Linked DNA regions of Homo sapiens: region 1 is linked to region 2. A link is a contact called in ENCODE Hi-C data. All regions are on one chromosome and are shown on one strand. Each heading gives the region's core, a stretch centred on a gene start or an enhancer-like site at or near the end of the contact. The rest is flanking DNA. Distances are from core to core; before and after follow the strand shown. Region 1 has its middle 4.8 kb from the start of LINC01283. Region 2 has its middle 150 kb from the start of LINC01281.

What was found. A loop is a pair of places that touch in the nucleus more often than their neighbours do. Pooled maps may share reads with other maps.
Region 1: a pooled map shows a loop between it and region 2 (2.7-fold over the local background). The contact joins two enhancer-like sites. A Hi-C loop is called at or near these places in 4 of 168 maps with a recorded cell type or tissue (CD4-positive, alpha-beta memory T cell, CD8-positive, alpha-beta T cell and naive thymus-derived CD4-positive, alpha-beta T cell), 11 of 37 single-sample maps with no recorded cell type and 12 of 50 pooled maps.

Annotation. Positions count from the first base shown.
Region 1 is chrX:39,436,664-39,442,544 of GRCh38, forward strand. No RefSeq gene overlaps it. Among named protein-coding and RNA genes, the nearest start is that of LINC01283, 4.8 kb to the left of the region's middle. RefSeq lists enhancers at 3,610-3,889, 3,980-4,029. Within about 2 kb of position 3,653, at least 4 of the 41 ENCODE cell types and tissues checked have a DNase peak (open chromatin) inside an H3K27ac peak, as active enhancers do; they include CD8-positive, alpha-beta T cell, where a contact is called at or near this core.
Region 2 is chrX:39,172,998-39,178,756 of GRCh38, forward strand. No RefSeq gene overlaps it. Among named protein-coding and RNA genes, the nearest start is that of LINC01281, 150 kb to the right of the region's middle. Within about 2 kb of position 1,839, at least 7 of the 41 ENCODE cell types and tissues checked have a DNase peak (open chromatin) inside an H3K27ac peak, as active enhancers do; they include CD8-positive, alpha-beta T cell, where a contact is called at or near this core.

The DNA.
Region 1 (5,881 bases), core at 2,403-4,902, 270 kb after region 2:
AGAATCATGGTGGGAGGTGAAAGGCTCTTCTTACATTGCAGTGGCAAGAGAAAATGAGGAAGAAGCAAAAGCGGAAACCCCTGATAAACCCATTAGATCTCATGAGACTTAGTCACTATCACAAGAATAGCATGGGAGAGACCGGCACCCATGATTCAATTACCTCCCCCTGGGTCCCTCCCACAACAAGTGGGAATTCTGGGAGATAAAATTCAAGTTGAGATTTTGGTGGGGACACAGCCAAACCCTATCAATACGCATTTCATGTTATTTATTGCAATATTCTTTGAACTTTCACCCTGTCAGAGAATGAATTGAACCAGAGTTGATGTTTTAAAATTTGCACAGATGTTTTCATGAACTATCATGAATCACCTTCCATCATGTTTACCTACTGTAGGATGATGAGATGATGTTGCGTAGGGGTGGGAAGGAACAGGACATGGGCCCCACTGCTGCCCTCTTTCCTTGCTGTCCTTACCCTCAGAATTCTCACTGTGCTCTCTTCAGTGACTTTGCTCATGCCAGCCCTGCCATTAGAGCTGCCTTTTCACTGCATATAACAAGCAGGTGGGTAACTAATCACCTTCAAAAACGTAGTGGCTTAAAACAACAATCATTTTATTATGCTCAGAGATTCTGTGGGTCAGAAATTCAGACATGGCATGGCAAAGATGGTTTATTTCTGCTATAGGATGTTTGAAGCCTCATCTGGGAAGACTCAAGCCTAAGGATGACTTGCAGCTGGGGAGTGCAATCTGGAATCACCTGAGGGTTCCTAGTCCCATGTCTGATTCCTGGGTTGGGAGGACTCAAAGACTGCCAGGCAGACACCTACAGAAGGAAGTCCACATAGCTTGGGCTTCCTCACAGCATGGTGGCCTCAGAATAGTTAGGCTTCTTACATAGCAGCTCAGAGCTCATGGGCCTCCTATGCAAGTGATTTAGCAAATAAGGGGGAAGCTGCATGGCCATTTTATGGTCCAGTCTCAGCATCATTTCCCTTGGATTCTATTGATTGAAGCAGTCATAAACCGACCACTCCATATTCAAGAAGGGACATAGACCCCCACCTCTCAATGGGAGGAGGGTCAAGGACACCTTATAGAAGAGTCTGTGGCTCAAGGGATATTGCTGGCTGTCGTCTTTGGAAAATAGTCTGTTAGTCTGACCTCTGACCACAATTCATAGAATCCTACCCAACTTTCCTTGCCTAGATCAAGCCTCCTCCTCCAGGAAGCCTTCTCTGATTACCAAAGTCCACCTTAACTCCTATTTTCTGTGTATCACTTCTATTTAATATCACAGAGCAGTCGTAGTATTAATAGTAATAGTACAGCTAACGTTTTGAGGCATTGAAAACTAATTTAGATTAACTCGTGAAATCATCAAGACAATCCCTTAAGATAGGGGCTCCTACTATCACCCTTTTATAGTTGAAGAACGTGAAGCCCAGAGAAGTTAGATTACTTGTCAAAGTCACACAAAGCCAGAATTTGAACTCAGGCAATCAGCCCCAGAGTCTGACCTCTGCCCCTCCTCCTATTCTGCCTCTCAGTAGCTCTTACTGATCATAGTTCATTTTTCCCCCAGCCAGACTGAAACAGCTACAACCCTTGGCCACAGTCCCTGAAACGGTGCTAGACTCACTCACATTCTCATTGAGGGATTTCTAAATGGATGTACATTAGTGCCAGCAAGCCCCTACCCCAGAACTGAACACGTTCCTAAGAGCCAGTGTGCATGCTTGTGCAGGTGGCCTGCTGACTCCAGCCTGGCCGAGCCGGGAGGACAGACATTATTTGCAAAATATGTAAAAAGCTTCAAGAGAATCATTCTACTCCAGACCACTAGAGTAGGGCAAGCACTGAGGACTGGTGGCCAACAGGGATGTCTGAAGTACCGACATAAACACCCCCAAAAAGCCAAAGGTAAAATTACTTTGCTAGATGGAGAAGTACAAATTTGGATTTCAAGATGGTTTTAATTCCGGGCTCTGGGAGTTTTGGGGACTGAGTTGAGTGAAAGAGAGAGAGAAATGATTTAGAACCACAGAGTTTTTATGGGCGGTGGGGTCTCTTTCAGCCTGAGCAGACAGATTGAGAAATCTGTAAACAACCAAGGAGCAAGCCCAGAGATAGAGAGCATGGTCTAACAGGCAGAGGGATAATAGCACTCAAGTCAAGGGAGGCCCTGAGCCACAAGAAAATGATTCAGGGCATAACAGACTGAGCCTGGGTGCTTTATATCTGAACAAAAGCATTCCACGTACATGCAAAAGTGACTTCCGAAAAAGAACAGGTTTTTCTAACTGGCCCTTCTAGCCTATAAATTTTGTTTCAACTTTGGCCTCTGGGGCAACCCAAAGTCAAACACCCTTTCTTGTATAAGGCTACCCATGCCACTATCTGCTGCCCAGGGCATGCTTCAGACCTTTATCTTGAAGCCACATTGCCCTGTAAGAGCCCATCTTAGAAAGGCAGTGGGGGGCATTCAATATTAAGCAGAATATTGATGATTCTTGGCTGCCAACTGTCTGAAAGTGTGTTTTCTGTCAGCTCCAGCCAGTGTGTCATTCTGAAAAAGCAAAGAACGCCGAGGGCAGTGACTTCATGACCTTAGGCCATGGATGCTGGAAGAAATGCAGAGGTGGGCAGATAAATTTATCATCCTTAATGGGCTACCTAATTCCTTGGGGAAAAAATGAAGGAGCCACCAGTGACATGCCCCAGGCAGCAGATGGCAGCGTGGGCAGCCTTTTACAAGGGAGGGTGTCTGAGTTTGGGTTGCCCCAGAAGCCGACCCCAAAACAAAGAAATGAATGCAAATAGTTTATTTGAGAAATGCAAGAAACACTGGTAGCGGAGTAGGAAAATGAGACAGGTAACGAAAGGGAGCCAGTCAAAGGTGCATTATCAAGTTGGCTGGCACGGTGGGCAACTGGAGTTTAATCCCACTGGGGAAACTAGGAACTAGAGAGACCAGTGCTTCTCAAGCTGTCTGGGGAAAGTACCAGGTTGTCTGCTGTTGTTATCAATCCATTATAAGTGGATACTTTTGTAAAAATACAATTAAAATGTCACAGCAATGTCAAATTGCTATAAACGTTCGTAAACGCCAACTTTCCATTTGTGTATGTACCTTGAAATGTACAAGCAATAAACATTTCACAGCTTGTCAAGGGCCTGGAGACCACACTTCAAGTAGCACTGGTGGAGAACGCACAACCTTATCCAAGTTATCTCATTCATGGAGCTGGGCTGTTTATACACTAGCTTGCAATAGTCATGTAATTCTTTCATGTGCACGGGCAGTGTGGTGGTCCACAGTTTCTAGAAAGCCATCAGGCAAAGAGACACACACACTGGCAGTTAGGAGTCAGCCTGAACAGGCTGAGGGAACAGGGCGGGGCACCGACAGCATATAGAGGCGCCCACCCTGTCGGTGTCCTTATCTTGCCCCTGTTAGCAACACTCTAGGACTTAAGATGAGGGCAAGGCAGAGGCCAGATGAGTGTATCCTGAAAGCTGGGAGATCTGGAGCCCAAATTCAGGACTTCCCTATGGCTAGTTGTAAAAGGAGGGGGAATATTGGGTGGATTCTACTTTAGCTGCCTGGCCTAGCATCAGAATTCAGCTCTTATAAAAACAGCTAAGCCACTGTTAAAAGAAAACCAAAACCAAAACCATCCCAGCACCCGGTCAGCATTGATAACAAACACAGAGGGGCTTTTTTGCCTGACCGCAGTGCAGGTTGTTGTTTGGTTTGCTCCTGCCTGGAGCTTGTGCTTCACAGGCTTCTTTTGCAGGCTTGTTTTCCAGGGGACCTGGCAGCTATTTCTGACTGTGCGATAAACTCATGGCCTGCAAGATGGAGGCAGGAGGTGACTGCAGTCTCGGTGAAGGGGATTAAGGGATTGAAAAGTTTATCTGGGCTGCCCAGCAGCCCTCGGGAAGACAGACCAGCCTGGTCTCTCTACAGTCACCATCACTAGGGCTGACTGCCATTTTCAGGGCTCAAGAGAAGATGGGGATAAGAGTAATATTAAAATAATGACGATATCTGGAATGGACACCTTCAGACTCCACCTGGGCAGTGACTTTGGGCTGGGTCCTTTACATGCACTATTTCATGGTCCCAGGAACAGTTCTGAGGAGTGTGTTACAGTGACTAGAAGTGACATCACCCATGTCACACTGCTTGGGTCTGGATGCCAGATCTCCCATCTCAGAGCTGAGTGATTTAATGTGCTTCAGTTTCCTCATCTGAGGTTCTACCTCTCTCCTTGAGTTGTTGCTGTATTAAATGTGCTAATCTCTGTGACATGCTTAGAGTAAGGTGAGGCATGGAGTTAGTATCCAGCACTCATGCAGTCCTCAGTCCCAGGCCCTGTGGGGAAGTGACCAGTAGCAGGTTGGCTGGGCCCCCTGCTGCTGAAACACAATTTTACTGCTGTCATGCTGATGGTAGCCAAAGAAAGGAATGTGATTAAGACTTTCCATTTTCTGCTGTTGGCACTCTGTACTGCTACTCCTTCTAAGGCTACCTGGGAAATGTATGACTACAGCCTTGAAGGCCACTAGGGTTTTCACCTCAGGGAACAGACCCCTGGGTTGTGGTCATTTCCTTAACCTCCTTGAGTGATGTTTCTCCCCGACTGTCCTCACATGCAGTTAGCTGTATAGGGTGCCCAAGAGGATGATGGGGTGCAAACCACTCCCAGATTAGGTATGATAAAGGTTAAAAGGCTCACAAATCTGCCTTATCCAGTCCAGAATGACACAAAATCCAGGACTTTGTAATCATTTCCAGTTTCCTAATTAGTTCACCCTTCTTTCCAGCCATGATTCAGGTTGCCAGAGAAAATACAAGATGCCCAGGTAAATTTGGATTTCCAATAAACAATGATTTTTTAGTATAAATATGCCCAAACAACAATTTTTAGTGTAAGTATGCCCCCAATATTGCACAGAACTTACACTAAAAATGTATCTGTTGTTTATCTAAAATTCACATGTAAATGGGAGTCCTGTATTTATTTGTACATCTGGCAGCCCTTGTCCAAGGTCGCAGAAGCATCTCTCAGTATCATCAGAAAAACCTGGTGTCCCCTTCTGCATCAGGTTAGGTATCTCATAAAGGACTTAGATGCAGGTGGTTTGACTGGGAGGTGATCCCAGGAAGCACAGCAAGGAATCAGGGAAGTGAGGCAGGGAAGTGAGGGAAGCAAATAAAAGAGGTGTTAATGAGGACATTACCCCTGTGGGCAGCTGGGGCTCAATCCCTCCAGAGAATCTTCCAGAAACCCAGTGCAACATGCCTTAGAATTGTCCCGTCTGGGGACAGGGAGACTGGGTATTTACCTACTGTATTAGTCCATCAGGCTGCCATAACAAATACCAAAGAAATGGATGGGTTGAAAAACAGGTGTTTATTTCTCACAGTTCTGGGAGCTAGAAGTCCAAGAACAAGATGCCACAGATTCGGTTGTTAGTGAGAGCTCTCTTCCTGGCTTGCAGACAGCTGCAATCTCGCTGTGTCCTCACATGACAGAAAGAGAGAGAACTCTGTCTCATTTCTTCCTCTTCGTATAGGGATATTAGTACCATCATGGGGACCCCCATTCCCATGACCTCATCTAAATCTAATCATCTCTCAAAGACCCCACCTCCAAATACTATCACACTGGAGGTTAAGGCTTTGACATATAAATTTCAGAGGGACACAAACATTCAATCCACAACATCTACCAACTCTCATCCCCCATGTTTCAGGGTTGCCCTGGGGACATTAACTCCCCCTGTACCTCTGAGTTGCACTTGTGCTCAACTGAGCATGTCCAGGGCAGAGAAGCAGGGAGATGTGGTCACTGGAGCTGAAA
Region 2 (5,759 bases), core at 589-3,088:
TAAGTCATTATCATTAAACTAAACTGCCTTCCTCCGATTACTGACAGCACCGAAGAGGTTCTCCCGCCTCCCCGGCCCCTGAGCACGGCCTGGTAATGCTGGGATAATATAAAGATAATATTACTGTAATAAGTGCTTTGCAGCATTTATGCCTTTATTAGCTGCAGCCATATTGTAAGAAAGGGAGAGGCCCCTAGACACGCCAAGGGTTTAGTGCTGAGGGCAGAATACTCAGAGAGGCGAGAAGAATTCTGGGTCCAAGCTAAGTGTGGGATAGTGTAGCATGTGGTAAAATTCTCACTCCTCATCCCTTCCTGCAGATCCTATTTTCAGTTTTGGTTGAGCCCCAAATATGCTACTGAGTGTACTTGGGTCTGGGGTTGAGTGGGGCGATTGATACAGGGAGGCCTCTGGAATTCTACTCCCAGGGACTTCCCACTGCATTTTAAGTCACCTCCAAATATAGGGGACATCCCAAATTGACTGCAGAGGCCCTCACTTTGATTAGGGTATAAATGAGAGGGCCACAAAGTCTTGGGCTTCCTAGAATAAAATTAATCTCCACAGCTGAGCAACATCAGTGGTTGCCCCCTTGTAATTATGATAGATCATAAAAAAATAAGAAGAAGCTTCTATGTAGTTCTTGTATTTTACAAAGTCCTCTTTCCTCTTAGAGTTGCGTGGGGCTGTTCATTTTCTACATGTATGTAACACCTGTTATATAGGTTGCATATATCTTTCTGCAGCACACTTGTGATGAAGAGGCCCTCAAAAGAAATGTATTTATCATAGCTCTTGGATCTCAGGGCATTGAGAACTCTATAAGTTATATCCGCCATCTCATTTGACCCTTCTAACATCTCTGTAAAGTTAGCCTCATTCTATCATCCCCATTTTATAGATGTGCAAACTGAGGTCTAGAAGGGTTGAGTGAATGACGAATATTATGTGACAGGAAGAATCACAAGTGAAATACAAGCCTTTTGACCCGAGATCAACAGCCAAAAGAGGATTTTACAGCAGAAAGGGACCTATCTTCCACAGTTTTGCTGTGGAGGAGACAAAAAACGGAGAAGGCCATTGTACTGGTTATCCATTGCTGTATTACAAACAGCCCCAAACTTAATGGTGTAACATAGTGGTAATCATTTTCTCAGCACTCACAGTTCCAGGGGGCCTGGGCTCAGCAAGGCAGCTCATGGGCTCTCTCATGCTGCTGCAGTTAGATGGCTGGAGGTGAGGACATCACTAAGGCTTCTTCTCTTACATGTCTGGTGCTTGGGCTGAGAACACTGTAACAGCTAGGGCTGCCACAGCCAGGCACCTGGTGTCTCTGTGTGGTCTCTCCACACAGTCCCTCCAGGATAGTGACTTCAGGACAGCTGGATTTCTTACATGGCAGTTCGGGGCTCCCAAAGTGAGTGTCCCATGAGAGAGCGAGCGCCAGGTGGAAGCTGTTTTACTTTTTATGATCTAGCCTGGGAAACTACATAGCTTCACTTTTTGTTACTTTTGTTACTCTTTATTAGAAGTGAGTCATGAAAGGCAGCTCAGATTCAAGGGGAGGGAAATAAAGCTCCACCTTTTCTTGGGGGTACCGTCAAAGAAATTGGAGACAAGTTTGAAAACCATCACAACTCTGCAGACTGTTTCTCACAGAGTCTGTTTTCAGGAGCCCAGCCAGGACTCAGGCAGGGGTTAACCACCCCCTCCTGACCTTTCCTTTCACCTGCCTCTTTTAGCCAGCCAAATTGCCTAGGACCCCGGCATGATCTGTGAGGTGACCCAGACACTGGCTGATGGCACCATGTTCATGCGCTATGACGCCAAAAGGCTGTGGTCAGGCTGGGTTCCCCAGGCTGACGCGTGTCCTGCTGAAGGAACAACAGCAACTCTTAATCAAAAGTCCCCAGTAAGAGCCAGGCTTCTCTCAGGAGCATCAGCCTCAGCGACAGTCCCTGGGCTGGAGTTGCTGAGAAGGTGTGTTTGCCTTTTGGCTGAGACACTTTAAAACCCCAGCGTCTAGGTTTCATTTTGAACCTGACAGATAAAAGGCCGACTTTGACCGAGAATATTAACTTTCTGGCTTCCGCCCAAGAAAGCTGAACAGATGAGGAAATAATATAAAATAAAAGGCGTCTGCAAACACTGATTGTCGGCTGCTTTCCATAAAATACGCCCACTGTTATGTGTAACACTCTCTGAGTCTTTCATTCCTTGGCCCCCTCCCTCTTTTTCCACTTCTGGTGTTGAAAGAACTGCCTTCTCTTATTTAGAAATAAAAGACAGACAGAGAGAGGAAAGGGTGCGTGTGCTAAAAACAAGGTCTCCAGGAGGCACCAAGCAGGTGCACCCACAGGCTAAAGCTTCTTACTTTTTGAGGGGATCACAGGAGGCTGCTAGGTGCTAACCCCAGGAGAACCAGGCATCCTTAACCCTCTCCCCTGCCCTTGCTTGCAGCTGCTTTTAGGTGCCAGAGGAGCAATGGCTGGCTGTTAGGAAGGTGCTTCTAGCTGTGGGGTCTCCTTCGGGCAATGTGGGGGGGCCTGGTGAGGCCCTACAGCTGCTCCTGGTTGGCCAATAACGGGCCCAGAAGGCAGTGGGGAAGGAGAGAGGAGGGATGCTGGAGACAGAGGCTGCAGGAAGTGCTTTGTGTTGGGCCTCTCCACTCCCCACTCCTCAATTTCTGTCTCAGTGGCCGCCCCTTGATTAGGGGCATCGGCTTGGACTGGGGAGGACAACACTTGTCATATCTTGGCCTGCAATCTAAGAACACAGGATGACTCTTGTCTAAATCTGCTCAGGCTGCCATAACAGAGTACCATGGACTGGGTGGCTTAAATGACAGGAATTTATTTCTTGCACTTCTAGAGGCTGGAAATCTGAGATCAGGGTGCCAGCAGGGTTGGCCTCTGTCCTTGGTATGTAGATGGCTGTCTACTACCCAAGAGTCTCACATCGTCTTTTCTCTGTGAGTGTCTGTGTTCAAACTTCCTGCTCTTATAAGCACACTTGTTATATTGTACTAGGGCCCACGATAAAGACCTCATTTCAGTTTGATTACCTCTGTAGAAACCCTGTATCAAAATACAGTCACATTCTGAGGTACCGGAGGTAAGAATGTCAACATTTGAATTTTGGGGAGGACACAACTGAGCCCATAACAACTCTGTAGCCTAAAAATTAAAATAACAATAGGCGCATGCCCTCACTTGTGTTAAAAGCTGCAGTCTACACCCAGCACAACTGCCTGATGGGCACTTCACACTGTTAGTCACTCTGCCTTGGTCTGTCACTGTGCCCGGCTGCCTCTGCTGCTTGTTCTCCTTCATTGCCTGGGTGAATGGGAGGTCAGAGCTTGCAGGCAGGCATGCAAGTAGGCAAGGGGCTCCTTAAGAAGCAGAAGCCTGGAGGGCATCAACTCCCTGCACCACCACCCTGGCCGCTGCACAGCTGACCTGGTTCATGAGGGAAGGCCTCTGGGCTCTTTAGAAAGATAAAATTACTGAGCAGGCACGGTGGCTCACACCTGTAATCCCAGCACTTTGGGAGGCTGAGGCGGGTGGATCACAAGGTCAAGAGATAGAGACCATTCTGGCGAACACGGTGAAACCCCGTCTCTATTAAAAATACAAAAATTAGCTGGGCGTGGTGGAGCTTGCCTCTAGTCCTAGCTACTTGGGAGGCTGAGGCAGGAAAATTGCTTGAACCTGGGAGGCGGAGGTTGCAGTGAGCCAAGATCGAGCCACTGCACTCCAGCCTGGTGACAGAGTGGGGATCCATCAAAAAAAAAAAGAAAGAAAGGAAAGGAAAGGAAAGAGAAAGAAAGAAAGAGAGAGAGAAAGAAAGAAAGAAAGAAAGAAAAAAGAAAGAAAGAAAGAAAGAAAGAAAGAGAAGATTGCTAAAGAAAGCAGAAGGTGGCCATCTGCCCTGAGCACTTCCCATGCACAACTGGACCAGCAGACAGAAACTGCAGCTCTGCCACCAACTAGATCTAAGATACTGGGCGAGGAGTCATAGTTCTCTACATCTAAGTTTCTTATCTATAAAATAAAGAAAAGGAAATCTATTCATTTGTGATCTGAAACCCCATGGAGTGGGTCCAGTCTACCAAACTCTGTTGGCTGGGCCCATGATGCCAGGCCATTCGGCAGGCCAGCTGAGGAGAGCTGCTTCTTCCATACACCTTGGGGAAAAGTTCAGAAGTTCCCAAGAAGGTAAGACAGTAGCTTTCTGCTTGCCTCACCCATTACAGGGACATACTCTCGATTGGCATCCAGAGGTCTGAAGCGGTTGTAGGATCTCTGAGTCAGCCTTCAAGGAAACAATGGAGGGGAAATATTATTGCTCAGGTTTTTTTTTGTTTTTTTTTTTTTTGAGATGGCATCTCTCTCTGTCTCCCAGGCACTGGAGTGCAGTGGAGCGATCACGGCTCACTGCAGCCTTAACCTCCTGGGCTCAAGTGATTCTCCCACTTCAGCCTCCCAAGTACCTGGGCTACAGTCATGTGCCATCATGCTCAACTAATTTTAATATTTTCTGTAGAGACAGGATCTCACTATGTTGCCCAGGCTTGCCTGGCTGGTCTTGAACTCCTGGGCTCAAGAAATCTTCTTGCCTCAGACTCCCAAATTGCTGGGATTATAGACGTGAGCCACCTCCTCCGAACTCAGATTTTTCTTCTTTTTTTTTTTTTTTACTACAACCCACAGTAAAAAATTCTCACCACAGCCCCTAACATTCTCTCTCTCTCTCTCTCTCTCTCTCTCCCTCTCTCTCCCGACACTGTGTACCTTCAAATTATGTCAAATTATGTCCAGACCCATTGACAACATCTCAACACCTCCACTGCTTGCTTCCACCTTGGTCTAAGTCACCACCATCTGTCACATGGATTATCTCAGCAGCTTCCTAATTTGTCTCCTGGCTTCATCCCTTGCCCTCATTTAGTCATTTTGCAACCTAGCAGTGAGAATGAGCCCATTACAAAGATAGTCAGATTGTGTCACTCCTTGGTTCAAAACCCTCCCAGGGCAAACCTCAAAGGAAAAACTCAAGTCTTTCTGGGTGCCAACAAGGTCCTCTGTGCCTGGGCCCCTTGGACCTCACCTTCTACTGTTCTTCCCCTTGCTCCCCATGCCCCAGCCACACTCGCCTCCTTGTTACTTGGACATGCCAGAGCCTTTCCACTTGCTGTTTCCCCTGTCTGGGACACTTCCTCCCACCTCGTTGCCTGCTTCTGAAAAGGCTATGGGCTGTAGGAGGCACTCAACTGCTCTTTCAGGATTTATGGGGAAAGTTAGAGTTTCTTCCATGTAGGGCTCCCTGTGCCCACTTAAATCCCTGACCACAGACTGCCAAAAGGGACTAGTGCCCACTCCTGGCAACTTCATCAAAAATCAGTTGGCCATACTAGTATGAGTTTATTTCTCGATGCTTTATTCTAATCCAGTGATCTATGTGTCTATCCCTTTGCCAGTCCACACAGTCTCAATTACTGTAGCTATAGAGTAAGTCTTAACATGGAGAAATGTGATTTGTTGATTCTTTATTCTTTTTCAAATTTGTATTAGCTACTTTCCTTGCCTTTCTATATAAATGTTGGGAAATCTTGCTTGGATCTTGACTGGTATTGCATTTAATCTATACATCATTTTTGGAGAGAATTCACATATTGATTTACACTAAACTAACAATCCATGACCATGGTATATCACTTTTCCATGATATACCCATTTTTCTTCAATTTTAAAAGACTT